Linked DNA regions of Homo sapiens: all the other regions are linked to region 3. A link is a loop called in an ENCODE intact Hi-C map of the cell type or tissue named here. Cell type or tissue: OCI-LY7. All regions are shown on one strand. Links, peaks and the distances in the headings refer to the core of each region. The heading gives the core; the rest is flanking DNA. Region 1 has its middle 25 kb from the start of PPP1R2B. Region 2 has its middle 42 kb from the start of PPP1R2B. Region 3 overlaps HAVCR1 (hepatitis A virus cellular receptor 1).

Evidence for each region. Peaks named below come from ENCODE experiments on the same cell type or tissue, not always from the same donor. Only the 100,000 strongest peaks of a DNase experiment are listed, where the experiment ranks them.
Region 1: a loop joins it to region 3, with 2.9 times the contacts of the local background. A loop is called at or near these places in 7 of 110 quality-filtered maps.
Region 2: a loop joins it to region 3, with 10 times the contacts of the local background. A loop is called at or near these places in 7 of 110 quality-filtered maps.

What each region holds. Positions count from the first base shown.
Region 1 is chr5:156,820,032-156,830,552 of GRCh38, forward strand. No RefSeq gene overlaps it. Among named protein-coding and RNA genes, the nearest start is that of PPP1R2B, 25 kb to the right of the region's middle. In OCI-LY7, for the core only: CTCF peaks have their summits at 4,947 (motif pointing left) and 5,151; DNase peaks (open chromatin) are centred at 4,940 and 6,310; H3K4me3 peaks cover 2,093 bases; H3K27ac peaks cover 4,470 bases.
Region 2 is chr5:156,887,136-156,897,656 of GRCh38, forward strand. No RefSeq gene overlaps it. Among named protein-coding and RNA genes, the nearest start is that of PPP1R2B, 42 kb to the left of the region's middle. In OCI-LY7, for the core only: CTCF peaks have their summits at 5,195 (motif pointing left) and 5,399; DNase peaks (open chromatin) are centred at 1,584, 4,756, 5,196 and 6,536; H3K4me3 peaks cover 2,328 bases; H3K27ac peaks cover 6,359 bases.
Region 3 is chr5:157,021,252-157,031,772 of GRCh38, forward strand. It overlaps HAVCR1 (hepatitis A virus cellular receptor 1), which reads right to left. Exons shown (of 9, transcript NM_001173393.3): 9 at 8,162-8,590. The coding sequence ends at 8,482. Among named protein-coding and RNA genes, the nearest start is that of HAVCR1, 33 kb to the right of the region's middle. In OCI-LY7, for the core only: CTCF peaks have their summits at 4,326 (motif pointing left), 4,528 and 6,003 (motif pointing left); DNase peaks (open chromatin) are centred at 4,150 and 5,990; H3K4me3 peaks cover 432 bases; H3K27ac peaks cover 1,300 bases.

The sequences.
Region 1 (10,521 bases), core at 894-8,893, 200 kb before region 3:
AACAAGATCCCCAGGGTTTGTGAGCACACTAAAGTTTGAAAACTACTCTTCAGGACTGTTTCTAACTGCCCGTATTTGCATATTCCCACTGCTCTTTCTGCATAACGAGGAGCAATCAGAAGTGCTCTCTCCCTCCCCAAGGATCCAGTACCAGTGGAGGGGGTATGTAAATGTTCAAGTCCCTCAGCACTCATAGGGGTAACCCAGAGGCAGCATTTTATGCCTTTCCCAGAGCTTCCCACAGGATGAAGCTTGGTGGCCTGCGGTGGTGGCTGGTGCCTCTTGCCACTGATTTCCCCTGCTACTGCCTTCTGTGCCTCCCAAGCCACCTGCTGCCATCTGCTTGCTTGTCTCAGGGTGCTCCGAGGGGAACGTGAGTAAGACAGGGGCCTCTCTGAAGATGTGAGCTGAGAACTGAAGAATGAAAGAAGCCACCTGGTGAAGAGCTAGGAGAGGGAACAGTCAGTGGAAAGGCGCTGAGGCTGGGAAAAACTGCAGTGCTCAAGGACCAGAATGGAGATCAGAGGCAGGAGCACAGTGGGGAGTCCTGTTGGGGGTGGATACAGAAGTGCAAGAGTAGAGAAGGGAAGAGTAGACATTGATTGCACTAATGCAGTGAGGTGATTGTGGCTTAGACATGTCAGTTGGGAGCACAAGGACCAGAGGCAGGTGGAAGAATGTTGACCTGTTGTAAAGCCAGAGGTGAAAAACAAACTGTGCAAAATATTCACACACACTCAGCAAGCTTTGGATGACTGCGTAAAATTAAACAAACCCTCCAGTCGTACCTGTCTCTATACTAGGGATGCATAAGCTAATGGCTACACCCCAAAAGTCTGTTCCTTAGGTTAAAATGCCCAGCACTCAGTAACATTTCCTTCTCTAAAAATCTAGAAAATGTTCGAAGAGAAGTTAACTGTTAGGGCTCAGAAAACAACACTTCAAAATGAAGGCCCCAGAAGTAAAAGGTTTTCTTCTGACCTTCTTCTGCTCTTCTGTCTCTCAGTCCCATTCTCCCCTGAGGCTAGCCATAGGCACTAGAATCCCTCTTCCCAAGGCTGGTCATAGAAACCAGAACCCTCTTTTATTCCCTGAAGACAACCATAAAGCCTAAAAATATCACTCTATTTTTCCTCTGCCTTTCTGTGCAAAAACTGGCCGTAAAGACATGATCTGGCCTACCTTGTTTGACTGTAGGTCATATAACCCCATTCCACAGGGGGTTCCACCCCGTACCCAGAAGGACGGAATGCTGCACAGACAGAATCTGATAGACAAGAATCTAGACAAACAGGCCTTGCTGGGTTTCCCCACTCTATTAGCAGTAGATTATACATTTTTGTCCAATCCTATTTCCACACGGCTGTCCATACTTTGTTGAACCTAAGCATAAAAATGGACAGTTGGCCAGGCATGGTGATTCATGCCTGTAATCCCAGCACTTTGGAAGGCTGAGACGGGTGGATCACGAGGTCAGGAGATCGAGACCATCCTGGCTAACATGGTGAAACCCCGTCTCTACTAAATATACAAAAAATTAGCCAGGCGTGGTGGTGGGCGCCTATAGTCCCAGCTACTTGGGAGGCTGAGGCAGGAGAATGGTGTGAACCCGGGAGGCGGAGCTTGCAGTGCGCCAAGATCACGCCACCGCATTCCAGCCTGGGGGACAAAGCGAGACTCCGAAAAAAAAAGCGAGACTCTGAAAAAAAAAAAAAAAAAAAAAAAAAAAAAGGACAGTTTCCCCTGTATCCTGGGTCTTCATTCTGCAGGCTTCTGTGTATACCCATTAAGTAAATATGTATGCGTTTTCTTCAATAAATCTGCCCTTTAGCTGGGCACAGAGGCTTACGCCTGTAATCCCAACACTTTGGGAGGCTGAGGCAAGAGCCCAGGAGTTTGAGACCAACCTGGGCAACATAGGGAGACCCTAGTTCTACATAAATTAATTTTAAAAAAATAGCCAGCATGGTGGTATGTGCCTGTGGTTCCAGATACTCATGAGACTGAGGCTGCAGTGAGCTGTGATCACACCACTGTACTCTAGCCTGGGCAATAGAGCCTGGGCAACATAGCGAGATCCTATCTCAAAAAGGAAAAGAAATGCGTTAAAAAAATTAATCTGCCTTTTGTGAGCTGCTTTTTCAGCAAAACTTCAGAGGGCCAAGGGAACACAACAATAACTACACAACAATGACTAAGATAGACATGAACTCGCTTCCTGGCTTTTGTGTTCCTTAATTTAGACTAATTTTCATTCATTTAACAAACATGTATTAGGTAGCACCTGTTGGCAGGACCTGTGGATTCCAAGATGGGCCAGATAAGGTTACAGTGGGGAGCAGCCCCAGCTATTATAATTCCACATGATAAGTGTGATAAACACACTATGAACAAAGGGGTATGCAACTACTGAAAGAAGTATCCAACCCTTTTATTGGGAGTTGGAGAAAGCTTAACAGAAAAGGCAAAATAAAACTGGCATTTGAGTTGGATTTAAAGAGTGAGTAAAAGTTTGTTAGTCAAGGAAGAGGAAAAATAGCAGTTATCTGAGGAAAAGTTCAGTAGGGCTGGAGTATTCAAGCAACAGGCAGTGAGTAGGGGAGCTGTGCGTGGCAGAGCTTTCCTAACTTCAGGACTGTTTCTTTTGCTGTTGTTTTTTTTTTTTTTTTTTTTTTTTTCTGAGACTGTTTCTCTCTTTTCGCTCAGGCCAGAGTGCAATGGCACGATCTCGGCTCACTGCAACCTCCACCTCCCGGGTTCAAGGGATACTCCTGCCTCAGCCTCCCGAGCAGCTGGGATTACAGGCATGTGCCACCACGCCAGGCTAATTTTGTATTTTTAGTGGAGATGCGGTTTCTCCATGTTGATCAGAGTGGTCTCGAACTCCCGACCTCAAGTGATCTTTAGGAGACATAATTCTTCCTAACTGTATTTAACTACAGACAGTATCATTTAATGTTTTTAATCAAAAATGAAACCAGTAGATTACCTCCAGATAAGAAAAATAACACCAATTCATGTTATAATGTCACTTGCATGCCAAACCCAGGCATCAGGAGTAAATAACTAAAATAATTTTATAAGAAAAGGCTATCAATATGGTTAGATTGGTGTTTTACAAAGATAATGCTAAAAGCAGAGATGGTTAGCTTGCACTATGAAAGCTATAATAACAGAATTAAAGAAAATCCCATAATTTCTGCCAAGATTACATTCCAATCTTAAGAAACCCTCCCTGTCAAGTTCTTCAGTGCATCTCACTTAAGTCTTTCTTGCTGCAAATTAAGCCCATGTACCATCCCTGCATCCTCCTTTATAATTAACATTATTCATTCTGCAGATTATAACAGATCATTTTCCTCCTTCCTAACTCTAGAAGAACTCTTACTAAATAAAATACACCAGAGAAACACAGTGGGTGAACTATCAGATGACTTTCAAACTTAAATGTTAAAAAACAAAAGAAAAAAAAATGACCAATTTGCCTTTCTGTGCATTTGTTGGAGAGTCTATTCCTTCCTAGATAGGAATATTCTTCTCCCAGAGTCAACTTCTTCCTTCATATGACTATTTTTTCTCCTGAACGCTATTGTCTGTGAATATTTGCACAAAACAGACTGTGTTGTCCAATGACAGAACGGCATGTTCTTCCTCACTAACCCCCCCTCCGAGATCAGGAATCCAAAGTGCTTTGCCATCAGCTACATGACCTTGAATAAATGACTGCTCCATCTGTACCTCACTTTCCTAAGTGTCAAATCAAAGTGTCTAGAGTAGGCCATCTCCAAAGCCTGTCCTGTGGCTATGAGTCCGAAAATGGCTCTCTCAGACTTTCAGCTCTCCTGTCTATAAGAGGCAGATTCTCAGGGTTGGGAGAGGCTTCTAGGTGCTTCCCTTCTATGGCTTCCTTCCTAGTACATTCACAATAGAAAATTACCTAGCACTGAAAATTTGTTAGTAATCTTAACTTTCCCAACCTCTCCTAGATCAAATGAGGTTAACTGGATATTCAACATTTCTAGTCTACCATCCCGTCAGACAGCTGAACAATGCATTTTCTTTTCTTTGGATTAAAAAAAAAAAAAAAAAGATGCAGTTGCCAAAGACAAGGAATTCCTATGCATCTCCCAAGGAACTTTCTCTCATCATGCTAGAGCCAATTAGCTCAAACTAGAAGTTGGAGGCAAAATAATTCAAGTTAGAAGATAAAACATCCAAGTTATAGTCCACAGAGATTATAACTTGTTATCCTAGGAGTGTCATATCTGGCCCACAGATGGGTCTTGATTTTTTAAGTTTGAACCAGCCTATGTAAATGACAAAAATTCACATAAAAATCCAGATTTCCCATTTCTCTTGAAAAATCTGAAGATCCCACCTGTGTGAGGACACCCTCACCTCGCTGGCATGTGACGCTGCTGGCGCCTTTATACATTCCCTATTGCCTCCCTCACATGCGGCCAAGGGTTGTTTGAGTTTTATCATCATGTTTTTGCAGTCCTTTTTTAAACCATAGAAGAAATTTTTTTTCTGAATCAGTACTGGAGATAGTAAAGATACACCAAGTGGCCTGATCAAGAAAACAGGAAACAGCAAATGTGTATGCAGAAAAAAGAGCACCCCTTCTATTCATTAGGCTAAGGAGGGTCCACTTGACTTTCCTGCCTGTCTGACCCTAGGGGCATTTAAGTTTGAGATCCTGATGTAGAAATTTGGGAAGCTCAGGGTGGTAGAAACCACCCCTGAACAGGAATCAGCTGTTCCTTCTCCATGACTTAGCCCCTTCATCCACGAACAAAGCTGGTTGTGCTAGATGGTCCCCTCCTGGTTTGGACAGAAAATCTAAGATTCTGTATTCCAACAAAACCCAAAAGTCTCTGAAAAGGACAACCTGATTCAGTTCCTGCCAGGGTAAGTAAAGACAATACTGACACCCAGTGGTCCATTAACCAGCTCCATTTAATGCCCTAAAATTCCCAAGGACTGCTGAGTAAACGTTTAGGTGCTGCCAAAACCTTCTTCATGTCCCAAAGATACAGGAAACAAAAGATCAACAAAAATTAATGACACTGAAACAAAAGATAGCATGTACTGGTTTGTTTTCTAAGCCTCTCTGGTGAGGATCTGGCTATATCTTGTTTGGCTTAAACATATTCATTATATCAAAGCATTTGTATTCAACAATGTATTTCCCTTACATCATGAAAACAAATACGCTTTTAAAAATACAAGGCTTATTTCCCAGGAGGTAAAAGCCCAAATACCCTAAACTGTTTTATAATGATTTCTTTGATTTGTTAATTAGTCTTCTAAACCCTGAAAAGTAAATAATAAACATCTGAGATTATGAGGACAGGAACTCCATTTGACTAGTTTCTGTGAGGATCTCACCACAGCCTCACATCCTTAAATTTGGAATAATGAGGTTACTACAGCAGTGAAGGCCGAGGCAGAAATGGCAGGAAAAACACATTTTGAGAACGTCTTTCACTTCCAATAGGCTAATAACTACCAGAGTTTTAAAATCAGCACGATCTCAAATATAACACTTGATGACATTTAGTCTGACTGTTGATTGAAGTAAAATAAAAGAGTAAAAAAAAATGTATTTTAGTAATTTTTATTTCACATTGAACGCTTTTGATTTTGTCAAAAAGGATAAGTGGCCTGGCCTTCCAATGCTGACATAAGCTGACATCTCATTGTAATACTTTAAATCAGACTTCAGAATATGGCATTGGTGAGCAGCGTGGGAAGACTTCATGCTAGTGAAAAAAACACCCAAGGAACGTGCCTTTTTGTTAGTGAAAAAGGCAACAGCTGGTATCATGACACAAATGAAAGGCTCAAGACAGACATTCAGGTAAAAAAAAGTAAAATGACTCACAGACTCCCTGTCCTGTCATACACAATGAAACTAGTGGAAAAAATAGAAAAATAAATAAATCAGCCACAACCAAAAAAGAGAATTGAATGCCATAATATGCAAAAGACAGTGGCCAAGAAAGGAGGCTGGCTCCCAGAAGGTGCTGAAACTCCCGAGACTGTTCCTTGATACTCCCAAATTGGATAAGAAACGCAAGGAGGATGATGTCCTCTTTGCCCCTTTTGATTTCAAGGAAGTACACAGAAATGGCCTGAGGTGGGGAAAAATGAAAAGAGAAGAGAATAGTCAAATCGACCCCCTTGTGCAGAAGCGCAGGCTACTAGACTCCATGCTAAATTGGGGGAAGCATTTAGAAGGTATCACCCTGCACTTCATTAAGTGGAGCAATCGCAGGTTTAGGACAGAAAACAAAATGTAAGAAAGAGGAACAGAAACCAGTTCCTGTAAGAATGATTGCACCCAATCCTAGCTGACTGTTCCCTTGCCCTACCCCATCCACAGGCTAGAGAGAGGGGGATGGAAAAACCCCTGAGCCTTCCAGCTGCAGCCAGAGGATGAGGCTAGTCTCAGAAAATGGTGGAAGGAGGGCTCGAGAGAATTCATTCAGAACATCAGAGGAGGAAGTAAGATACAGAGCAGATCTCTTAGAGAAGAGTAATGCAAAAAGAAATAATGTGTTAACCTGAAAATATCCAAGGCAGCACAGCATAAAAAAGAAATTAAAAAGATGAATATTTGGGGGCCAGGCTCAGTGGCTCACACCTGAAATCTCAGCACTTTGAGAGGCCAAGACAGGAGAATAACTTGAGGCCAGGAGTTTGAGACCAACCTGGGCACCCTAGCAAGACCCCATCTCTACAAAAAAAATTTAAAAAATTAGCCAGGCATGTTAGTGCAGACCTGTAGTCCCAGCTACTCTGGAGGCTGAAGTGGTAGGACTGCTTGAGCCTGGGAGGTCGAGGCTGCAGTGAGCTATGATTGTGCCACTGTGCTCCAGCCTGGGCAACAGAGTGAGTCACTGTCTTTAAAAAATAAATTAATAAAATAAAAATAAAAGAATTCTTCAAGCTTGGGGGCAGAAAATGAACTCAAAACCTCTAGTAATCTATAACCCCTCCTTAAAATAAAGAGAAAAAATTGTTTGTTGAAATAATGAAATCCAGCCAAGAAATCAAAATAAAGACCTCAGCTGTAGAGTAGCCCAGATGAAACAACTTGGAGTGAGCATTGATCAATTTAAATATAGTATTAATCAAAATTACATGGGGAGTTAGGACTGGAAAGTAAAATAGGAGTATTATAAACCTGGATAATGTATAAAAAAAAGCAACTCATAATATTTCAAGAAATAAGCAGGTGCCAATAAATACTGGTTAAAATTTAAAGGCAGTTTAAAAAATAATGAGACCAACCTGTTAAATGTTTGACCTCATTTTTCTTAACATTCAACATACTTAAACAGTGATAAACATCTTCATGGGAGCCACTGTGCTAGACACTGGGAATCCAGTATGAATAAGACATGGTCTCTGCCTTCCAAAGGTATATAATCTTTGCACAAAAATAACAACTATCATATTTGAACATTTTATTAGACATTTTACATTAGCCTCATCATAGTCACTTGCATCCTAGTATAAAATAGGCACTGATCAAGGTGCTTTACATGTGTATCATGGATTCCTCACAACAGAGCTACAGCAAAGATACATTATTTTCTTCATTTTATAAGGAAGGAAGAAGTATTTATCTAAAGTTTATGAAGTTCATTACTTCCATTTCTGTCTGTTAAATTCAAATAAAATTTTGAGGAGTGTTTTATAAAAGAAGGAACAAAAATAAGGAAAAGAAAAAAACAAGGAAGGAAGGGAGGAAAGAAGGGAGGGAAAAAAAGGATCTAGTTTCAGCTCAACTGTTAATTAGCTTGCCACAAAAAGAATAAAATACCTAGGAATACACCAACTAGGGAGGTGAAAGACCTCTACAAGGTGAGCTACAAACCACTGCTCAAAGAAATCAGAGAAGACACAAACAAACGGATAAACATTCCATGCTCATGGATAGGAAGAATTAATATTGTTAAAATGGCTACACTCCCCAAAGCAATTTATAGATTCAATGCTACACCTATTAAATTACCATTGGCATTCATCACAGAACTAGAAAAAACTATTTTAAAATTCATGTGGAAGCAAAAAAGAGCCTGAATAGCCAAGACAACCCTAAGCAAAAAGAACAAAGCTGGAGACATCACATTACCTGACTTCAAACTATTCTACATGGCTACAGTAACCAAAATAGCTTGACACTGGTACAAAAACAGACACATAGACCAATGGAACAGAATAGAGAATCCAGAAATAAGACTACACACCTACAACTATCTGATCTTCAACAAACCTGACAGAAATAAGCAATGGGGAAAGGACTCCCCATTCAAAAAATGGTGCTTAGATAACTGGCTAGCCATATGCAGAAGATTCATACTGGACCCCTTCTTTATACCTTATACAAAAATTAACTCAAGATGGATTAAAGACTTAAAGGTAAGTAAGACACAAAACCATAAAAATCCTGGAAAACAACCTAGGCAATACCATTCAGGACAGAAGCATGGGCAAAGATTTCATAATGAAGACTCCAAAAGCAATTGCAACAAAAGTAAAATTGGCAAATAGGATCTAATTAAACTAAAGAACTTTTGCACAGCAAAAGAAACTATCAGCAGAGTAAGTAGAAAACCTACAGAATTGGAGAAAATTTGTACAAACTATGCATCTAACAAAGGTTTAATATCCAGCATCTACAAGGAACAAATGAATTTACAAGAAAAAAAACAACCCTATAAAAAACTGGGCAAAGGACATGAACAGACATTTTTTCAAAAGAAGACATACATCGGGAGGCTGAGGCAGGAGAATCACTTGAACCCAGGAGGTGGAGGTTTGCAGTGAGCCAAGATGGTGCCACTGCACTCCAGCCTGGCAACAGAGCGAGACTTCGTCTCAAAAAAGAAAGGACAAATATGCAGCTGACAATCATATGAAAAAAAGCTCAACGTCACTGATCATTAGAGAAATGCAAATCAAAACCATAATTAGATACCATCTAACACCAGTCAGAATGGCTACTATAAAAAAAAGTCAAAAAATAACAGACGCCGGCAAGGTTGTGGAGAAAAACGAACACTTATACACTGTGGGTGGCAGTGTAAATTAGCTCAGCCATTGTGGAAGAGAGAGTGGTGATTCCTCAAAGACCTAAAGACAGGAATACTGTTTGGCCCAGCAATCACATTACAGGATATATACCCAAAGGAATAGAAATCATTCTATTACAAAGACACATGCATGTGTATGTTTATTGCAGCACTATTCACAATAGCAGAGACATGGAATCAATCTAAATGCCCATCAAAGGTAGACTGGATAAAGAAAATGTGGCACATACACACCATAGAATACTATGTAGCCATAAAAAATAAGAACATGTCCTTTGCAGGGACATGTGTGGAGCTGGAGGCCATTATCCTTAGCAAACTAACACAGGAACAGAAAAGCAAATACTGCATGTTCTCACTTATAATTGGGAGCTGAATAATGAGGACACATGGACACACAGAGGGGAACGACACCCAGTAGGGCCTGTTGGAGGATGGAGGGTGGTAGGAGAGAGAGGATCAGAAAAAATAACTCATGGATACTAGGCTTAATACCTGGGTGACGAAATAATCTGTACAACAAACACCCATAACACAAGTTTACCTGTGTCACAAACCTGCACACGTACCCCTGAACTTAAAAGTTTAAAAAAAAAAAAAAAAACCCTGTTAATTAGCTGTGTGCTCTTAGTGCAGCCTAACTAGTCTGCATCTTAGACCAGAGGGTTGGTCCTAGTTGTCACTATATTCGTTCCCTTTTTCTTCTAATTATACAACTCCTGGATTTCAGTTAGGCGCATCACTGCCCAGCACAAGGGCTACAATTTCTAGCCTCCTGAGCAGCTGATATGACCATGCAACTATGCCACAACCCAACGGATTGTAAGTTGATTTTGTGCAATTTCTGGAAAGTGTTCTTTAAAGGAGAGGATGTTTCTCCTCACCTCGCACCAGACCCATCCACCTGGTCCTTGCAACGTGAATATGATGACTGGAACACCCTTTTCCATCATGACAATGGAGCTCCATTCTAAGGGGGCAGGAACAGAAACCTGTAGGCAGCCTAGCTCCCAGATGATTATGGAGTTGCCACACCAGCTGTAGCCTAGCTACATCTGGACTTCACAGGACAGAGAAACAAACGTTTATCTGATTTAAGCCACTATTTTAGCCTTCCAGTTACAGCTAATTCTAATCTTCACAGATACAAGTGGCTTTTCTTTTCATCTTTTAAAGCACCAGAAACCCTTAATTCACATTAGAACAATCACAAGGTAACGCTCAGGTTGAAGCAGGAGTAGGGGACAAAGCCACATTTTATCAATGATAAAGGTGAAGCTCAGAGAGAAGTAACCGACTAGCGAAGGGCAATGCTCAGATCTGGGCCTGCATCAGGCTTCAGCAGGTTCTCACTGGCAACACAGAACTGTTGCTTTGGATCTATTCCCCTGTTGATGCTGTATACTCCCCACTT
Region 2 (10,521 bases), core at 1,149-9,148, 130 kb before region 3:
CCAATAGGAAAATGTAAAACCCAAAGAGAAGTGCCTAGCAATGATTGACTTATAAATCTGGCATTATTGTTGGTAGAGTTATGCAATAGAAAAATGCGTAGCACCCTACCCTATGTTCCCAATCCACCTTCAGTTCTCTCCTCTGAAGCACACGGGCAAAGTACAACTTTCTAGCGGTTAAAAACAACAACAATAACAATCAAAAACCAACAACAACAAGAAAACTTGGAAGCAAATCAAATAACTGCATCAGACCAAAAAAAAATCAATAAGACTGATCTTCAACTCAATTATTTCCTCTCTGAGGATGAATGTCTTTCACAATGAAGTATGTGTAAATACTCTATTGGTGTGTGTGTGTGTGTGTGTGTGTGTGTGTATAGTTCACTTGAACATAGCATCATCTCTCAGCTCATGCCACTATTTCATTCTTTTCCTCCCAAAGCCTCACCTCCATCTTCCAAGAGGTAGTAATAAGAAAATAATCAGAGAAAAGGTTGTTATCTTGTAGCAAACTGCAGATGGTAAAGGAGCAGTATATCTTATTTTGAAAAGCTTGCCAGAATGTGGACAGAAGGATTTTCAAAGCTTAATTCAATAAACTTCAATAAGCTGAGCTCCAGTGTTTTTTGACTAATTAATAAAGAAAAATGTCAACTCATCTGACCTCAAATAATCAAAATCCTCAAGCAAAAGAAAATCCTTTTTTATTCCCTTGACCCCAATTTTTAGTATGTAAACCAGCCCAGGGCAAAGCATGCCTTGTGCTACCAAACCTTTTTTTTTTTTTTTTTTTTTTAAATATACAAGGAGGACCACTGTTTAAATAAATATCAAGCTATATTATAAGAAACATCAGTATTGTAAGATTAAGGTCAGATGCAGTGGCACACGCCTATAATCTCAGCACTTTGGGAAGCCAAGGCAGGAGGACAGCCAGAGTCTAAGAGTTCAAGACCAGCCTGGGTGACATAGCGAGACCCTGTCTCTACAAAAGTGTAAAAAAACAAACAAAAAGAGTTGGGTGCAATGGTGTGTGCCTGTAGTCCCGGCTACTCTGGAGACTGAGGTGGGAGGATTGCTTGAGCCCAGGAGTTCAAGGTTGCAGTGACCTACAATGGTACCCCCGCACTCCAGCATGGGTGACGGAGCAAAAAAAATTAAAAAATAGAATTAAGCCAGATGCAGTGGCATGTAATCCCAGCCCTTTGGGAAGTTGAGGTGGGCAGATCACCTGAGGTCAGGAGGTCAAGATCAGCCTGGCCAACATGGTGAAACCCCCTCTCTACTAAAAATACAAAAATTCACTGGGCATGTGGCACATACCTGTAGTCCCAGCTACTTGGGAGGCTGAAGCAGGAGAATCACTTGAACCTGGAAGGTGGAGGTTGCAGTGAGCCGAGATTGTACCCCTGCACTACAGCCTGGGCAACAGAGCCAGACTCTGTCTCAAAAAAAAAAAAAAATTAAATTAAATTAAAAAAAAATTTTTAATGAAAATTTATTATAGCCATAGGACTCACCCAAACCTCTGTCAGGGCTGACACTACATGTTATTTAGCAGTATGAAGCAACCTGGCCTGGGGATTTCCAGGAGACAAAACCACCTCGGCACAGATCCAACTCTCATAAATCTTAAAACAAAGCTTACCCTAATAAGAATAGCTTAAACTCCCTTTACAAGCAAAACACCTGGTAATTGATCCAGACTGAATACAGATATCAGACAGGGGAATGATCCCCTTAAATTCTACAAATGGTCCCCAGCCATAAAAAGGAATGGGATCATGTCCTTTGCAAGGACATGGATGGAGCTAGAAGCCATTATCCTCAGCAAACTAACGCAGAAACAGAAAACCAAACACCACATGTTCTCATAAGTGGGAGCTGAATGATGAGAACACATGGACACACAGGGTGAACAACACACACTGGGGCCTGTCAGAGGTGGGAGGTTGGGGTGAGGGAGAGCATCAGGAAGAATAGCTAATAGATGCTGGACTTAACACCTACTTGATGGGATCATCTGTGCAGCTAATCACCATGGCACACATTTACCTATGTAAAAACCTGCACATCCTGCACTTGTGCCCCCAAACTTAAAAGTTGATGGAAAAAAAGAAAATTAATCCAGAAAATGGCAATCCCCAGACATTGTGGTTTATTAAGGATATGGAGTTTTTGAAATAGTTTTGTATTAAGGATGAAAAGCTGTGAAATAAATGAAGAAGTGAAGAAGATTCAGATTTGAGCCACTATTCTGACCATTTTGATAGAGTAGAGGCCACTCTGGGAAAAAGTAAGAGCTAAGCCAGGAAAGACAGGGCAGATGAGATGGATTGGGGTTAGGTGGATGACAGCTCACAGAGCCCATTCAATGCCCGGCTAAGGAGTGGTGATGTATCCTCTGTGCTGGATGGGCCATTAGAGGTTTTGGAGACAGAGAGGGCCTTAGTTTGAGTAGTGTTTAGAAAGTTCTCTGGAAGCATTCATTCTTGATAAATTGACCACAGGCAAAAAGACCAGCTAGGGGACAACTGTGGCCCCACAGACAGGAGATAATGAGGGCCTGAAGCTGACAAGACAGTGGGGATGTGGGAGGTCGGATATGAGAAAGCCTGGAAGGAGACGCTAGACAACTGGACGCTGTCTTTGAAACATGCTGGCTTCCAAGTGCCAGTGAGTGTGAGGGTGGAAATGGCTAGCAGGCTGTTGGAAATACTCAGAGAACCAGGTAAAATTCACAAGTTCATGCCAGGCTCCAGACCCCTTTAACTAGATATGATGTATGGAAACAGAGCAAATTCATATGCACAAGCAAACCTGGGCAACCTTCTGCAGAAACAGAAACAAAAAGAACAAATGGCTCTGAGGAGCCGCTCTGCTCAGTCAGCCAAGCTGAAAAATGGCTTCACATGAGCCTCAGCTTCATTCATTTAATAAAATCTTCCTCCTTATCCTCAGGTTCCTCAGCAACAGTGCCTGGCCAGCAGCTAGGTTAATCCAATCACCTGTGGCCTCTCTCCCCAGGTGAGGGAATAGTCAGCTTATAAACGCTGCTGCTGAAGCAAGAGGCAGCCTCACCATGGCCCCCAGAATATGTTCACTTTTCTGCTCCCCTCTCAGCCCATCTCTGCACACTTGAACACAGACTGTTCATTCCCCTGCCAAAACAAGAGCCTTCTTAGTTCTCCCTCTCTTCATGGCCCTCAATTTGAGAGAAATCTCTTCCTCTCAGTAACAATGTCTCAAAAACTCAAGAAGAGACCCCAAAGCCGAGAGCCAGCTAGCTTTGACAGACTGCATTTCATCTAGTTTCAGGAGCCACACACTTCCTTCCCTTTCTCCCACTCTATTTCTGAAAACCACAGGTTAAAAACACTGGGAAGCATCCTGAATGTCCATCAGTAAGTGAGCAGTTAATAAAGTCTGGATTCTCCATGCAGCCAAGCACTATTCACTTAATAAACGATGCAGACGTATGCCAAATCAGAACCATCTCTATACTCACTGTTAAATGAAGACACAACATGGCAAAACAGCGTACATTGCATTCTACCATTTAAGCCAGGAAAGGGACTCTAACTGCTCATATTTGTATCAAAAAGCTCTGGATAAACACTGTTTTTAAATAGATCAATTTCAGAAAGCAGTGCCCATAGGTTTGCCCCAGTCACGTATAAGTTAGGGGTAAAGGAACTTATAATAAAAATTATTTCAGTCACTACTTCTATATATGAAAACTGAAAAAGACTAGTTTTCTGCTAATGTTTTGATACCATACCTTTTTTTTTTTTCAATTGCACACGAAGAGATTACTAACTCTGATTTTATTCCACTGGGACTGTTCAACATTGTATTTCCACCATCCACAGCAGTTAAATAATGAGTTATAAATGTCACAATCATAATGAAATTCTCAGAATGAATTCTGTAAGGTCCAAAATAGGTTTTCCTGGCAGGATGGAGGAGGCCAAGGAGAGGGAAGGTAAGCATTCACAGTGGAAATGTCTGATGTACTCAATTTGATTTTACAGAGCAATGGAAGCCCCCACAAACCTCAATCTCAGAATTTACCATAATTCCATTCAACAAATATTGTTGAGCCCCAGTGTCTGGGAGAGTTTAGAATTAAATGCAATAGGAATCATTTGCAATGTTTGGCCAGGCGCAGTGGCTCACACCTGTAATCCCAGCACTTTGAAAGGCCGAGGTGGGCAGATCACTTGAGGTCAGGAATTTGAGACCAGCCTGGCCAACATGGTGAAAACCCGTCTCTACTAAAAATATTTTTAAAACGTAGCCAGACATGGTGGCAGACACCTGTAATCCCAGCTACTTGGAAGGCTGAGACAGGAGAATCACTTGAACCCAGGAGGCAGAGGTTGCAGTGAGCTCAAATCGTGCCACAGCACTCCAGCCTGAGCAACAGAGCAAGACTCCGTATCCAGTATCCAAAAAAAAAAAAAAAAAGAATCATTTGCAATGGTGCTTGCTGCCAAATTACCTTACCGGGAGCCTCTTTGGAACTTCCACACAAATAGGGAATTGTTAGCAAACTCCGACCTGGGCAACTCTCTCTGTGCAGAGAGGAAATATGGCTATAAATAGCCACTCCAGCCTCATTCTCCCTATGATGAGTTCACGAGGGATCTGTGAGGCCCTGCATCAGGTGAGTCCACCAGATGCAGGTCCTTGAGAGGCAGAAGGCATGCAGCAAGTCCTGGGAGTGGCTGAGAAGGGCTAAAAGTTGAGCCTGGGCCCTGACTGTAGTAGGGACTAGTAGTAAGCCATGTCAGTTGCTATAGCAGCATCTGAGAGCTTGTTAGAAAAGCAGAATCATGGGTCCTATCCAAGCCCTGAAGGATCAGAATCTGCATTTTAACCAGACATCAGATGATTGACGTGCATAATAAATTTGAGTAGCCTTAATGTTGAGTGGCACTAATGATAAATGCTTGCCGTGTTGAACACAAATAAGCAAGAAAGAAGAGTCCCGCCCTTTTGAATCTAGCCATGTAAAATGTTCAAAACTTACTTTCTCAAATCATGGCATGATGCAGATGCTTTGGAAAGATACTTCTGCAGAGAAGCATGGCATCCCTACTTAACCCAGGTCAAGGGGAGGGGAGCTGCAACAAAGGCTCTATTCCTAACTTCCTCACTGTCTCCATCTGATGGCAGGCAAGTTCTTTTCTTTTTAATGTCTGTTTGCATTGCTATAAAGCAGGCAAGTTCTTTGCCCTTTCCAGGGACCTCATTTCCCCAACATGTAACATGAAGATTTCAGAACTAGACCATCTTCTAATCACCCTCCTAGGCAGTGACGGTCTCCAGTCTACTCATAAGAAGAACTGTCTCTGCTGTGAGGTCTCCAGATCCCAGATAAAAACATCCTCAACCTCCCTTTTTCATTCACCCTTGAATTAGACAAGCCCTTTCTTGCCAGAGCCCTCCTTTGATCTTTTTGGCTTTCTTGGTTGTGTTTAGCACCCTTTACTCTGCCAGAGGACCTCACTTTTTCTTTGAGGCCAGCTGGTCTGTTTCCTGGACTCTTTTCTTCAGTGAGTCGTGTTAGACATGAATGCCTGGAAGTCAAGCTTTTGTCAGGAGAACACACTGTTTCCCAAAAAGAAAGATCACACACACAAACACACACATTTGTGAAGATGAGTAGTTTATCTTGTTTGGTATTTGTGACAGTGTTAATCATCGTAGTTTTCCAAAACCCACGGCGGCTATAACACAGCTGATTATTCTTTACATAGAATTCTAAGGTTAAAAAGTCTCCTTAAAGATCAAGTACCCCAAATTTTATTTAATTATCCCCTTTACATACCCTGACACATTATCTTTCAGTCTCCATTTGACCACCCCATAGAGGCAACCAGTACTATTTCACCTGCTCTCTAGAAAGTTTGTTCAGTTTATGAATCACTCATCTTCCCTCTGGTCCCTTCTACTCACTGGGACTGGTTCTTCCTCACAAAGCCTCAGCACACCCCTCTTCTTCAGAGGAGGCATCCAGTTATTGTTCTTCTGTTAAGCATCCCAGTTCTTCCATCACTGTTTAAACTCTTTTTTTTTTTTTTTTTTGAGACGCGGTCTCACTCTGTCCCCCAGGCTGGAGTGCAGTGGTGCCATCTCGGCTCACTGCAAGCTCTGCCTCCTGTGTTCACGCCATTCTCCTGCCTCAGCCTCCCGAGTAGCTGGGACTACAGATGCCTGCCACCATGCCCAGCTGATTTTTTGTATTTTTAGTGGAGAAGGGGTTTCACCGTGCTACCCAGGATGGTCTCAATCTCCTGATCTCATGATCCACCCGCCTCGGCCTCCCAAAGTGCTGGATTACAGGTGTAAGCCACCGCGCCCGGCCATTAAACTCTCTTTAGTAGGTTCACAACACTTTTAAAGAGTAGCACCTGGACTTGAAATCAGTATTTCAAGGATAGAAAAGAGCAGGATCCAATCATGAGTGTTTTGCTGATTCTCTTCTTTGCAAAGGAACTGAAACTATTATGTGGCAGGATGATTTACTGAGATACTAGGTAACGTTTTGTTCTTCCTGTTTGTCACACCATGCCACCTAGACCAATTAGTGAGACCTTTGTTCTCCCATACCTCTGGGGCAGTTTGTGTTGCAAAGTCAAGAGCTATGCTGTCCTCCCAACACTGGCATACTTGACTTTGGTTTCCCAGGATCTTCTACACCTTGGCAAACTTGAGGGATGGCAAGAAAAGCAGAGAGATAGCAGTGCCTTTGAAGCAAGAGAACTAAGAACAGATGCCCCAAGAATGAAATGAGATGAAGGTGATCCACAAGGTGTTGGAAACCTTTGCAAATGTGGTACTTAAGAGATGTGAATGATGTTTGATAGGAGAATAGCTGTCTGGGGAAACTAGGGAGGCTGGGCTGTAGTCATTGGAGATTCCACCTAAGCTTGGCAAAAAAAGCAACTGAAACATTTGTCTTCAAGAGACCCCACCTACCCCACCTCAGGCTTGGTAATGAAGAGGCCATGATGGATTGAAAATGAAGGAGTCTTTCCACCATTTTCTAGCCACAACTTACATCCCCAAAACTTGGATGTGACCCCTGCAAAGGGGAGGGGAGCCTCCAAAAATCACTGTAGGTTACTTTTCTTACAGCCCTTCTGTAGGTTTAAAGTCTAAGATTTAGAGAAAATGAAATACTTTCATTTTTTTACACTTGCACTTACTGTTTAAATTGTTTTTCCATTATAACTGTGTGAAGTATTATAAAGGGACTCAAAGAAAAGGCTTCCTGTATCAATGAAAGTACTGTCTAATCTGGAGATAGCTAGTACTTTGATTTTTCTTGGTGATGACAGGAATTGTAACCTAATATAAAGCAATGTGACCCCTTGTCATGTCATTTTAAATCTCTTTATCTTATTTCCCTCCTCTAATAGAAGTAAAAATGCAATAACTTCATAAAATTAATGGTAGAATTCTGGACTCCCATGCAAATGGACATGTTAAATTTTTACTAACCATAGGATTTGTTTAGGATATGGGTTCAAAGCTTAGACTCCAGGCCAGAGCACCTGTGTTTAAACCCTGGCTCTGTGAGTCTCTGTGTGGCTCTGGAAAGGCTAGTTACCCTCCCAACACTTCAGCTCCTTCATCTATAAAATGGGGATAATAGCAGTAGCTAGTTTGTAGGCTTTTGTGAGAATTACATAATATCCATATAATGTTCTTAGCAAAGTACTTGCTACATGCTAAGTGATAATTAACTATTATACATCGAGGACATTGAGGTGAAAACATTTTGCAAAATTAAGCACATCACACAAATGTAAATCATCGTTATTAAGCACTTACTATTCCAGTTGATTTGACATTTTCTCATTTTTAAAAATAAATTAAACATCTGGACCAAAAACATATATAATTATAACAACAAAAGGAGAGAAAATATTTAAATCCACAGATGGGGCATGTTACTTATATTGGCCTAAAAATAACCCAACACTGTGATATAACTCAGATCCAATTTCCATAAATATTCATGGGATAGTTAAATGATAAAGTACAGTACTCAAAACTTCTTTTGTGCATATATGTCTGAATGTGAACATCTTTTTTCTTTATTTATTTACTTTTTTTTGAGACAGGCTATCACCCAGGCTGGAACACAGTAGCATGATCTCGGCTCACTGCAACCTCCGCCTCCCGGGTTCAAGCGATTCTCATGCTTCAGCCTCGTGAGTAGCTGGGATTGCAGACATGTGCCACCATGCCTGGTTAATTTTTATATTTTTAGTAGAGACAAGGTTTTTGCCATGATGGCCAGGCTGGTCTCAAACTCCTGGCCTCAAGTGATCCACCTACCTCAGTCTCCCAAAGTGCTGGAATTACAGGTGTGAGTGACTGCACCCAGCCTGGATATGAACATCTTTAAAATTAAACAGTTTTCCTTCATCTCCTGGGCAGAAGATGAAAGATCTAATTAATTATTCACCCCTGGCAAAGAAACTCATTATTCAGCCAAGGCTATAATGCAAATCCTGTCAAGAAGCTTTGTTTTGGCTAAAAAAAAAAAAGATAATTTAGTACAAAGTGAATGATCCAGCTCTTTAAAAAATCTTTCATTCCAGAATTAAACATTATAGATTACTCCATTTAATATGCATCCCAGACCTGGACATGTATTAACCTCTATATTGGCTGGGCGCCATGGCTCACACCTGTAATCCCAACACTTCGGGAAGCTGAGGCGGGTGGATCGCCTGAAGTCAGGAGTTCGAGACCAGCCTGACCAACATGGAGAAACCCCCATCTCTACTAAAAATACTAAATTAGCCAGGCATGGCGGTACATGCTTGTAATCCCAGCTACTTGGGAGGCTGAGGCAGGAGAATCGCTTGAACCCAGGAGGCAGAGTTGGCAGTGAGCCGAGATCACACCATTGTACTCCAGCCTGGGCATCAAGAGCCTGTATCGCTTGGCCCTAAGCAATGGCCAATCCAGTGTTCTTGTAGTCTCTTTGAAGCTACCAAGTCCACTGGGCAGAACACAAGCAAAATCAAGTTTTGGAGGAGCCAAGAATTTAAAGTTGGAAGTCCTCAAAGCCAGCCTTTCACATAATCTGGGCATCCCTTCCGTACCTACTGTGAAGGCTGGTCATCTCCTCTGTGTGGAAACTACTGTGAATGCAGTGTTCACTACCCATTTTAGTTAAAACTTTTCACTTCAAATGGCAGAAAACCCAGCCCAAACTGGATTAAGCAAAATGGGAATGTATTTCCTCATATCACAGACCATGAATCTTCTAGGATCTTAATTTCAGTCTTGGCATGATCAAGACTCAGCCAACATCACCAGGGTCTGGTTTTCATTCCCATAGCTGAGCTCCACTTCTCAAATAGGCTCTCTCCGTGTGATAGCAAAACGGCAGCTGTAGCTTCCCATTCTCTTCTTCAGGGTCAGCAGGAAAAGATCAGCATCCTAAATAACTCAAACAAAAGTCTTAGGATTGCATCTTTTGGTTCTAATCGGCCTAACTTAGGTCTTACAGTACCCAGTCACTATTGTCAGGGTTATGGTGGGTTATGCAATGCTCTGACTTGCCAGGCTTAGCTGTCAGATGGATGGGGATGAGTCAGTTTCAAGGGAACTACGAATAATAAAAGGACAGAAAGGAGGTATCGAAGAAATCCAAATGGCCAAGCGTGGTGGCTCATTCTTGTAATCCCAGCACTTTGGGAGGCCAAGACAGGCGGATCACTTGAGGTCAGGAGTTCAAATCCAGCCTGGCCAACATGGTAAAACCCCGTCTCCACTAAAAATACAAAAATTAGCCAGGCTTGGTGGTGCATGCCTGTCATCCCAGCTACTCTGGAGGTTGAGGCAGGAGAATTACTTGAACCCAGGAGATGGAGGTTACAGTGAGCCGAGCTCACACCACTGCATTCCAGCCTGGATGACAGGCACTCCAGCCTGGGTGACAGAGCCAGACTCTGTCTCAAAAAAAAAAAAAAAAAAAAAAGCCAAATGAAAAAAATTGAACAAATGAATCCTGGATTATCAAAATCCTACCCTTCACAACATTCACCACTGTAAATTATTCTAGTAATGTATTTTAGTGAAATAGAAATTAATTTCTGGAATTTTGATTCCTAGTCCTAAATTTATCTTCTGGAATCACACAGAACAAGGCTACTTCCTCTTCCTGATGACAGTCCTTCAACTCTTTGTAGATAGACATCAAATCTCACTCAGTCTGCTGTCTTCCCAGTTAAACATATTGCATACCAGGTGGTAGACTTTTTGGACTGAAAATAAATCAACGCATCCTATTAGGTAGATACCAGAGTTGATTTTTTAAATTAATTTTTTATTTTTATCTGTTTAATTTTATTTTGAAATAGGGTCTCACTCTGTCTCCCAGGCTGAACTGCAGTGGCACAATCTCAATTCACTGCCATCTCTGCCTCCTGGGCTCAAGAGATCCTCCCACCTCAGCCTCCCACAGGCATATGCCACTACACCCAG
Region 3 (10,521 bases), core at 1,670-9,669:
GCTTGAGCCCAGGTGTTGAGGCTGCAGTGAGCCTTGATCACACTGCTGCTCTCCAGCCTGGACAACACAGCAAGAATCTGTCTCAAAAACATAAAAAATCTGGGGAGATTGAAAAAATTATAATATCTGCGACCCCCTCCTGAAATTCTGATTTAATTGATCTAGGCATGGGTAGTTTCTCAACCTTCCCAGATGATTCTAACACGCAGCTAAGGTTGCAAATTACTGATCTCAGAAAGTCACTGAGATTCACACCGGCTCCAGCCAGTAATATAAATGGACTTGTAAAAGAGACACTCTTCCTTGCTCTATCCCATCCCTAGAGTACACAGGAAGGTTCTAAGAAACATTCTTTTATCAATTTATTTTTTATTTTTATTTATTTATTTATTTGTTTGTTTGTTTGTTTGTTTGTTTGAGACAGAGTCTCACTCTCACCCAGGATAGAGTGCAGTGTCACAATCTCGGCTCACTGCAACCTCAGCCTCCTGGGTTCAAGCGATTCTCCTGCCTCAGCCTCCTGAGACTAGCTGGGATTACAGGCATGCACCAAGACACCTGGCAAATTTTTATATTTTCAGTAGAGATGGGGTTTCACCATGTTGGTCATGCTGGTCTTGAACTTCTGACCTCAAGTGATCCACCCCATCTTAGTCTCCCAAAGTGCTGGGATTACATGGGTGAGCCGCTGCACCTGGCCCTATCCATTTATTAACTAATTTTAATAGATATATATCGAACACCTACTAAGTATAAGCTAGGTGCTGAGAAAATACAGACACTTCCCTCGAAGTGTTGAGTAAAAAAGCACCATCAATGTAAATATCTCTAATACAAGGGACAAAGTTATAGGATCACCATTTATGGTTTTAGTTTGCACAGCACAAAAATCCTAAGTCACACTCCTTTTTACAAGCTCTGTCCTGACTCAGGGCTGTGTCAGCCAGAAAGAAGAGGAAGGCCTCTTTGTAATTTACCCTAAGGTGCCCCACAGGCTAGGCGGAACCCTGGCCTCATGCAGAATAATCTCAGCTAGGTACTAGCACCATGCCTAGAATATGGGAGGTACTCTATTTTTCCATGTTTATTGAGTAATTAAAAAGGGCTGCCCAGAAGTATTCAGAAGAGAGAATTAATTCTGTCCAGGAGGATTAGGACCAGAAGGGCTGAAGCAGTGACGCTGGAGCAGGACTTGGAGGAATGACGTGACCCTTGGAGAAACAGGGAACAAGCATTCCTGGCGGGTGGGATGACCCATGGAGTAGAGAGTGGATATCTGAGGCATTTATAGCCTTTGGAACATAGCAGGAAGGGACTCCATGAAGCAGGCAAAGTGAGTTGGGGATAAGCAGTGGAGGGCTTGCTGTGGAGTTGAGAATTTCACCAAATTGGGAGTAGTTGCAGGATTTCCAGCTAAGATGTTACACAAACAGATCTTAGCTTTGAGGTTATGCTGGTGGCCCTGCGGAGGAAGGACTCAGGAACGACTGGGGTAAGGCACAAGTAGCCACCCAAGACTCTAAGTAAGAGTTGGAAAGGTCCTTAGTGTCCATGAGAATCCCCAAGGGAACATTACAATTCGATTCCCAGGAGTTCTGAGTTATAGACTGTTTCTCTCTCAGCCCCATGTACACCATGCTCACATTCTGTGTCAAGCCTACCAAGGGCACCCTCAGGTTTTCTGGTTGGCTATCATTACTTTTGCAGTGGGTAGAGCAACAGCCTTTGTGTATATATCCTTAGAAAATCTAATGCGATCAACAGTCAAAGAAGAAATAAAGTTTTGAGAGAGCCTGGGCAACATAGGGAGACTCTGTCTCTACAAAAAATACAAAAATGAGCCGGGCATCGTGGCACATGCCTGTAATCCCAGCTACCCAGGAGGCTGAGGTAAGAGGATCACTTGAGCTTAAGAGTTTGAGGCTGCACTTAGGGTTAGCCATGATCACACCACTGCACTCCAGCCTGGCAACATAGCAAGACCTAATCTCCACTTAAAAAAAAAAAATTAGCCAGGCATGGTGGCTTTAAGAGGATATGACTTCTGAGACCCTCCAAAACTGTTTACAATTAATGGCAAAAGGGCCGGGTGTGGTGGCTCATGCCTGCAATCCCAGCACTTTGGGAGGCCAAGGTGGGCAGATTGCTTGGACCCAGGAGTTTGAGACCAGCCTGGGTAACATGGTGAAAATACATCTCTACAAAAATCACAAAAATTAGCCGGGCAAGGTGGTGCACACCTGTGGTCCCAGCTACTCGGGAGGCTGAGGTGGGAGGATACTTGAGCCCAGGACTTCAAGGCTGCAGTGAGCCGTGATCACACCACTGCACTCCAGCCTGGGTGACAGAGCAAGACCCTGTCTCAAAGGAAAAAAAAAAAAAAAAAGCAAAAGGAAATCAACAACAAAAGAAAACCTTAATCAGAGGGAGATCAAATGACTAATTGTCATTCCTTTCCTTCCAGAGAGCACTACGAACCTGTAACAAACATCCACAAACTAGACCATGAAAACCAGAGTGTAAATAAGCTTCCCCTACATTTTTTGGGTCTTCCTATATTTTGGAGACTCCAGGTAATTTTATTTAGCCTCAGAAGTGACAGTGCAAAGCTGGGCATGGTGGCTCACGCCTGTAATCCCAGCACTTTGGGAGGCCGAGGTGGGTGGATCACCTGAGGTCAGGAGTTCAAGACCAGCCTGGCCAACATGGTGAAACCCCATCTCTACTAAAAATACAAAAATTCGCCAGGCGTGGTGGCAAGCACCTGTAATCCCAGCTACTTGGGAGGCTGAGGCAGGAGAATGGCTTGAACCCAGGAGGCGGAGGTTGCAGTGAGCCGAGATTGAGCCATTGCACTCCAGCCTGGGCGACAAGAGCAAAACTCCGTCTCAAAAAGTAACTAAATAAACAAAAGTGGCAGTGCAATACCCAAAGTCCCCTGCAAGAAAGACTTTGGGTTCATTTCCTGAGATTTACATCTGAAATAAGTAGAAGTAAAGGATGATCGTATGCTCTTATTTCCACATGTTCTTTCATGAAGTCTGAATGCTTTTATTGAAATGTAAAATATTTTATAGCAGCTTGTATTCTGTCATTTAAACAAACAAAAATTCTCAGGTCACATCTGTATTGCTAAACCAGAATGTCTAGAAATAGGGCCAAGAAATGTGTATTTTAACAAGCTCCCAGCTGATTTTGATCTATTGACTCTCCGACTTCAGGCATCTACATAACCTTTGCCGTATTCACATTGCTTTTTTGCTATTACTCACTCAAGTTATTTTAGATTAATTAACTTTAACATTTTATTCATCCTAATCAATACCCATTAAATCATGGGTTTGATGCATCTTAAAAAATATACATCAAAAAACTATTTTAAAAATCCATTTGTGGACTGGATAAAATCAGCTCCTGTACCACCCCACTACTGCCTCCCAAAGCAGCAATTTTGGGCCCAAACCAATTAGAGCCAAACGTTGGTGCCAGTTCCCTCTTTTTTCACAACCCCTCTTGCAAGGCCTGGGGGTGTCTCACAGCCCTGTGGAAAGCCCCTTGCTGCCAAGAGGTTCCCTTCTCCCCCTCTTTTTCCCCTGCCTATATCCTTCTGTCCTCCCAACAAACCTGACTCTCGAGCTATACCTGACTTAGAATAGTGTCACTGAAGCATGTTAGTGAATGTTAACATAGAATTTGGTGATGGGTAGCAGGTTTAGCTTTTAATATGCAAAAGTGGTTTTCTAAGATTGGGACTCTTTTCCAAACAGACATCTTCATAGAGCCCTTTTCCTTTCTTTTTTAAATTTTTAATAAGATGGAGGCTCACTTTGTTGCCCAGGCTGGCCTTGAACTCCTGGGCTCAAGTGATCCTCCAGCCTTGGCCCCCTAAAGTGCTGGGATTACAGGTGTGAGCCACTGTGCCTGGCCTGTAGATTCCTTTTCATCCAGCACCTGGCCAGACCCCTTGCACATCTCTTCAGCCTTGCTTCTCTTCATCTCTCCTCACTCACTAGTTTTTTACTCATTGGAACACAACATCCTCTCTTTTAATACACAAGCTTCCTGCTGCCCCACAGCCTTTGCATTTGTTTTCCTTCCACTAGATTTTCATGTGGCTGCCACCTACACATTTTTCTTGGTTTCAACTTAAATGTCACCTCTTTCCTAGAAGCAGCCGCTGACCAACCAGCTAAAGCTACACCACTTCCTACCCCCCAACAAACACCCTCTACCTCAGTGGTTCTCAACTGTGCCCGCAGGGACATTGTCAGTTGTCACCACTGGAGGATGTGACTGGCATCTAGTGGGTGGAGGCCAGGGATGACGCCAAACACCTTACAATGCACAGGACAGCCCCCTACAACAGAGATTTCTGTCCCCAAATGCCATAGTTGAGAAGCCAGTCTCTATCACAAGATTCTTTCTCTTAGTAATAATCAGTATCAGAAGTGATAGGTTTTGTATTTCTTCCCTACTAAGCTCCTTAGAACCTGGAGTTCAGGGTTGTTTCCTGAAGAGCACCTGACACCTGTGTGACTTGCCACAAATTTGATCCACTTTGACTAGAGCTCACAGCAAGTTGAAGATGGCTGACCCAAACTAAATGATGAGCCAGAGAAAATATCGAGTCGGTTTTCAAATTTGTTCCATTGCTGTTTTGTTAAAACAAAGCTGTTTTGTTTTCAAGAGACAAACAAAAAAAAACTTTTATTAATGAGTATGCATATAAATAAACCTAGACAACCACGAAGAGTCCCTCACAGTTTCATGTATTCACAGAATTATTTCATCTTTAAAGCCATCAGTGAACAATTAGTTCTGCTACTTGTTAAAGTTGTGCAAAATTTCTCAATTTAAACATACAGTCTTAATTATACCACTGTTCTAATGTCCCAAGACTGATTGGAGGTAATGGAATCTCAACAATATCTTAAATAGTAATTTAAAAAATTCATTGCGATCTACAAGACTAATATATCTAAAGGAAAATAATTCATATTCACTAAATTCCTCCCCTTTCTTCCTTCTTACCTATTCTCCCTTTCACTTGACAATTTTTTTCTACAGTATATGATGATGGCCAAATTACCCAATATCAACTGTTTCAAAAAAGAAATGTTATTTTAAAAGATACCATACAGCAAGAGACTTATAGGTGTAACACCATTGAAATTATTTGCTAAGCCCTGGCCAGGCACGGTGGCTCACACCTGCAATTCCAATACTTTGGGAGGCTGAGCAGGCAGATCACTTGACATCAGGAGTTCAAGACCACCCTGGCCAATATGGTGGAACCCTGTCTCTACTAAAAATACAAAAATTAAGTGGACATGGTGGCTATCCCAGCTACTCAGGTGGCTGAGGCAGGAGAATTGCTTGAGCCCGAGAGGCAGAGGTTGCAGTGAGCCAAGATTCTGCCACTACACTCTAGCCTGGATGACAGAGCCAGACTCTGTCTCAAAAGAAAAAAAAAATTATTTACCAAGCTGTGTTTTCGTAGTGTTTTTTAATTCTCCAAACTGCTTCAGTATCTGTAGTGTTTTTTACATTTCAAAGACTTCTCACATGTAACATTTCATTGGAATTAGCACTGTACATCATAGTTGATATGGAAATTATTACATCTACAGATGAAGAAAATGTAGACGTAAAGAACCATTTGCTCTAATGTCATCCAGTGTAACTGCTAAGAGTTAGGATTAGACTCAAGTCCTATCCCTAATCCTGTATACTACCCTAAACTCCTAAGCCCCCATACATTGTACTGCACAGAATGCTACTAGTGACTGTACTCATGCATTCAAACAAGTTTTGGAAATGTGTTAAGCAAAGCTAACCAGATTCCTGGAGTATTACGCATCATAAATCCTCAGGAAGGATCCAGAGAATAGGGCAGTTGCCATAAAGTTAAAAGCCCCACAGGTGTCAGGCAGGTAACAAAGGTGAGCATGCAGGGAACATAAGGATTTGGGGATTAGAGGATGCAGCCCCATCTAGTGGGACCCTGGTCACATAGCAATCCAGTCCAATCTTGCCAGGTCTTTCCAGAGAAACTACAAATCTTGGCTTTAATTTCAAATCTCCAATTTTGTGCATGTTGCCTCAAATTTAAGAAAAAAAGACACTATAGCTTTTAAAAAATAAAATTTTTGACCAGATCGGGCTGGCCACATTTGGGAAAACTGAAATACCATGTATCACAATCTTATTTGCCCACAGAATTTTCCTTCAAAGGACCTATAAATTTCCTAGAATGATAACTGCGTTAAAAAATGTTGCCTCTGGCTGGGCGCGGTGGCTTATGCCTGTAATCCCAACACTTTGGGGAGGCCAAAGCGGGTGGCTCACCTGAGGTCAGGAGTTGGAGGCCAGCCTGGCCAATATGGTGAAACCCTGTCTCTACTAAAAATAAGCTGGGCGTTGTGGCGGGCATCTGTAATCCCAGCTACTCAGGAGGCTGAGGCAGGAGAATCACTTGAACCTGGGAGGTGGAGGTTGCAGTGAGCCAAGATTGTGCCATTGCATTTCAGCCTGGGTGACAAGAGCAAAACTCCATCTCAAAAAAACAAAAACAAAAACAAAAAGTTTCCTCTGAAAGCAAGCATCCTGTTGCCCCAGACAACTATGGTATGGGTAGCTCTGAACCTCAACCATGAATTATTTCAGAGTTTACTCAAACTGAAATTGAAATTAATACCCAGCCTTAACTGTTCATGTAGAAATGTTTCTTTTCTGACAAATCTAGCCCTTGCAAATCTATACTTAGTAGAGAACAGTGTTTCTCCATGTTGGTCAGGCTGGTCTCAAACTCCCGACCTCTAGTGATCCACTCACCTCAGCCTTCCAAAGCCCTGGGATTACAGGCATGAGCCACCATGCCCGGCCGGCAAATATATACTTCTAAACAATTATACTGGTTTAGTATAATTGTTTTTTATATATTTTTATACTGACTAAAGATATCCTTACAATAAGCCTAATTGAATTGTAAAAAAAAAAAAAAAAAAAATACAGGAATTGATTAGATATGAGAAAGACACTTTGCCTTTCCAAAACAATTTTATCTTTTTTTTTTTTCCTTAAATTTTTTTCTTAATAGAGATGGGGTATTGCCATGTTGCCCAGGCTGGTCTCAAACTTCTGGGCTCAAGCTACCTGCCCACCTTGGCTTCACAAAGTGCTGGGATTACAGGCATGAGCCACGGCGCTAGCCTCCTAAACAATTTTAAACATGAAAGTGGTTTGGAGGCGATTTAGAATTTGGGTCAAAACTAGTGAGTTTCAAACACTTATATCTGCAATGTAACTTATAAGGCAGAAAAGGCAGACTTTTCCCTACTCCCGCCTTTTTTTTTTCTTTTATTGCTGATCTTCTTGGTTCTAAAAATTTGTTCAGAAAGCCTGATGGTTGTTTAAATGCTTAGCACCATGACACACGTGTAATAAAAATTGCATAAATGGACCAGGCACGGTGGCTCATGCCTGTAATCCCAGCACTTTGGAAGGCCAAGGAGGCTGGATCCTCTGAGGTCAGGAGTTCGAGATCATTCTGGCCAACATGATGAAACCCTGTCTCTACTAAAAAAATACAAAAAATTAGCTGAGCATAGTGGCGGACACCTGTAATCCCAGCTACTCGTGAGGCTGAGGCGGGAGAATTGCTTGAACCCGGAAGGTGGAGGTTACAGTGAGCCGAGATTTCACCATCGCACTCCAGCCTGGGCAACAAGAGCAAAGCTCCATCTCAAAAAAAAAAAAAAAAATTGCATAAATATGTTAAATCACCTGGCAAATGATTTTCTTCCCCTGGTGTCTATGTGTTCCATACTATTGTAGGCTCTTTAACTGGTAAAACAGCTACCCCAATTCAGAGATCCAGTACTTAATGCATCACATTTCCAGAGTTATGAGAAAACAGCTAAACCTGTGAGTTAGACTCACTTTGTTTCCCCACGGAGGAAATAAAAACCCACGATTTGAAACCTTTGGAAAACATAGGAAATGCAACATTTGGAAGTATAACATAGAAACAAGAGATAATCATACAATGCTTCCAAATGAAGTCTCACGTTGGATTTGCTGGTTTTTAAGACAGATTCCCCTCTTCTGGACAGCTGTGATGGCCAAGATAGAAGTTCATTTGCTATGTTTCCAGGGACTATTCTCTTTGATGTATACAGGATTTATGGGGTCTAAAAAGAACATACAATTATAAAGTGTTCATATTTGAGAGAAAACTGCAATGATCAGAAGGATTGAGCCAGTTTTAGCATAAAAAATTAGGACTACATTAATGATGAGGTTGACTATACACAGTTTGGAGTGAGAGAGTTACTCTACCCAGTATCACTGACATGTTGGAATGCCAGATGAAACTGAAACAGAAAAATTGTCTTGGGGTCTAAAAGACGTCTGATGTGCTGATGTCTGTTCAGTCTTCTGCACTCATGGGCGTAAACTCTCAAAGAGCACCACTGGGTCTTAGTCCGTGGCATAAAGACTATTCTCAATGTAGATATTGTCTTCTGCTTGGACTTCCTTTTCAACTGCATTTTGCAAAGCTTTAATTTGAAGGCTGCTAAATGAAACACTGTAGAAAGAGTTGTTGAAGAATAACATGAGTAAGAAAAAAAGCAGACCACTTCTCACATATAAGCTGCACTTTTGTTTATGATCAGGCAATATCAGGTATTCGAGACTCCAGGAGCCCCGTTCACACAAAGTATAAAATAAATAGTGCCTTCCAGAGTTGTAAAAGGTGTGGCTCTTATTATTAAGTTGAAGAAAAGTCTGTTTAATAAGCATGTAGACAATCTAAGAAGTATTCAAAAACTCAGACTGGTCTCTTTGAAACTCGCATAATAGAATACAAAAATGGAAAATCTAAAAATACAGAGCTCTGACATCAAACTAAGTGGCTGAATCAAGATGCATATTTTCAAATGTGGCTAAGCATTGGATGACTGGTGCTTTTCCAACTGTAGCTTGTGATCCTTTAGAGAGGGTTGTTAAATCTACTTAGCCATCTACATCCTATATTCAAGATAAAAACAGAACAGAGAAACATTGAATATAGTTAAATAGTACTGTTTCACAAGTATACACTGGATCATAGTGTTAAAAATCTTCCTGTGCTGGATGCAGTAGCTCATGCCTCTAATCCCAGCATTTTGGGAGGCCATGGCAGGAGGATCCCTTGAGGCCAGCGTGAGCAACATAGCGAGACCCCGTCTCTACAGATTTTTTTTTTAATTAGCCAGGTGTGGTGGCTTGTGCCCATAATCCTGGCTACTTGGGAGGCTGAGACAGAAGAATCACTTGAACCCAGGAGGTAGAGGTTGCAGTGAGCCGAGATCACACCACTGCACTCCAGCCTGGGCTGGAGACTCTGTCTCAAAAAAAGAAATCAGTAGAAACAGTGGAAATACAAGTGAGGGAAGAAAGTAGACTTAGTTTTAACTTACGTGTAGCATTTTGATGTAACTGGTTATTTTTATATATTTGTATATAGTGACTATTTGTTACCAAAGCCTGCCCCCAAAATATGGAACTTGTCTTCATTCAGCTGCAGATGAAACACATGTCCACACATTTAAAGAACTGTGAAAAACAAAGCTCCACTATGGTCCCTAAACAGGTCAGTCATACATGTGTGAAGACACTTAGTTTAAGTGTCAATGAGCTCAAATGACTCAGTGTGATATAACTGCCGAGAAGATAATGTCATGAAGAAGTGTTCATAATTTGTTAGTGTGGGTTTTTTTTTTTTTGGCTTTTTTTATACTTTACACATTTCTCTTCCATTCCAGAAATATTTATGAGCACAGATTCGTGAGATTGAGTCCTTTATATGCTATGTGATGTGACCTTACATGTCACTCAACATTTCTGAAACTGTTTTCCAATCTGTAAAATGAGAATAGTGCCTCTCTCGCAGTTTATTGCTGTGAAGGGCTTGAATGCAATAACAAAAGTCGATGTGTATTGAGCACTTACAGTATGCTGGGCACTGTTCAGACAGGTTCTGTGGATTGGCTCAGGTAATTAACTCAGACTCAGGAAAGTCTGTGTACAAGCATCCAATGAAGGAGAACTAGACTTAATAGATGGCAGCCTAAGTAAGAGGGATAGATTCTGAATCAGAGAAAGTCCTTGCTTAAAACTCAGCCTGAACCAAATGAAGCAGGCTGGCTGGCTTTAGAACTAGGTAGTTGTCTCCTACCACTACAGGCAGTGTGGCAGATGGCCTTGGGGCATAGATGCAGTAAAGGGGATTTAAATTGTACCTGGGGCCAGGTGCGGTCCCTCACGCCTATAATCCCAGCACTTTGGGAGGCCAAGGTAGGCGGATCACCTGAGGTGAGGAGTTTGAGACCAGCCTAACATGGCAGAACCCCGTCTCTATTAAAAATACAAAAATTAGCCAGGCATGGTGGCAGGTGCCTGTGATCCCAGCTACTCAGCAGGCTGAGGCTGGAGAATTGCTTGAATCCAGGAGGTGGAGGTTGCAGATCACACCAT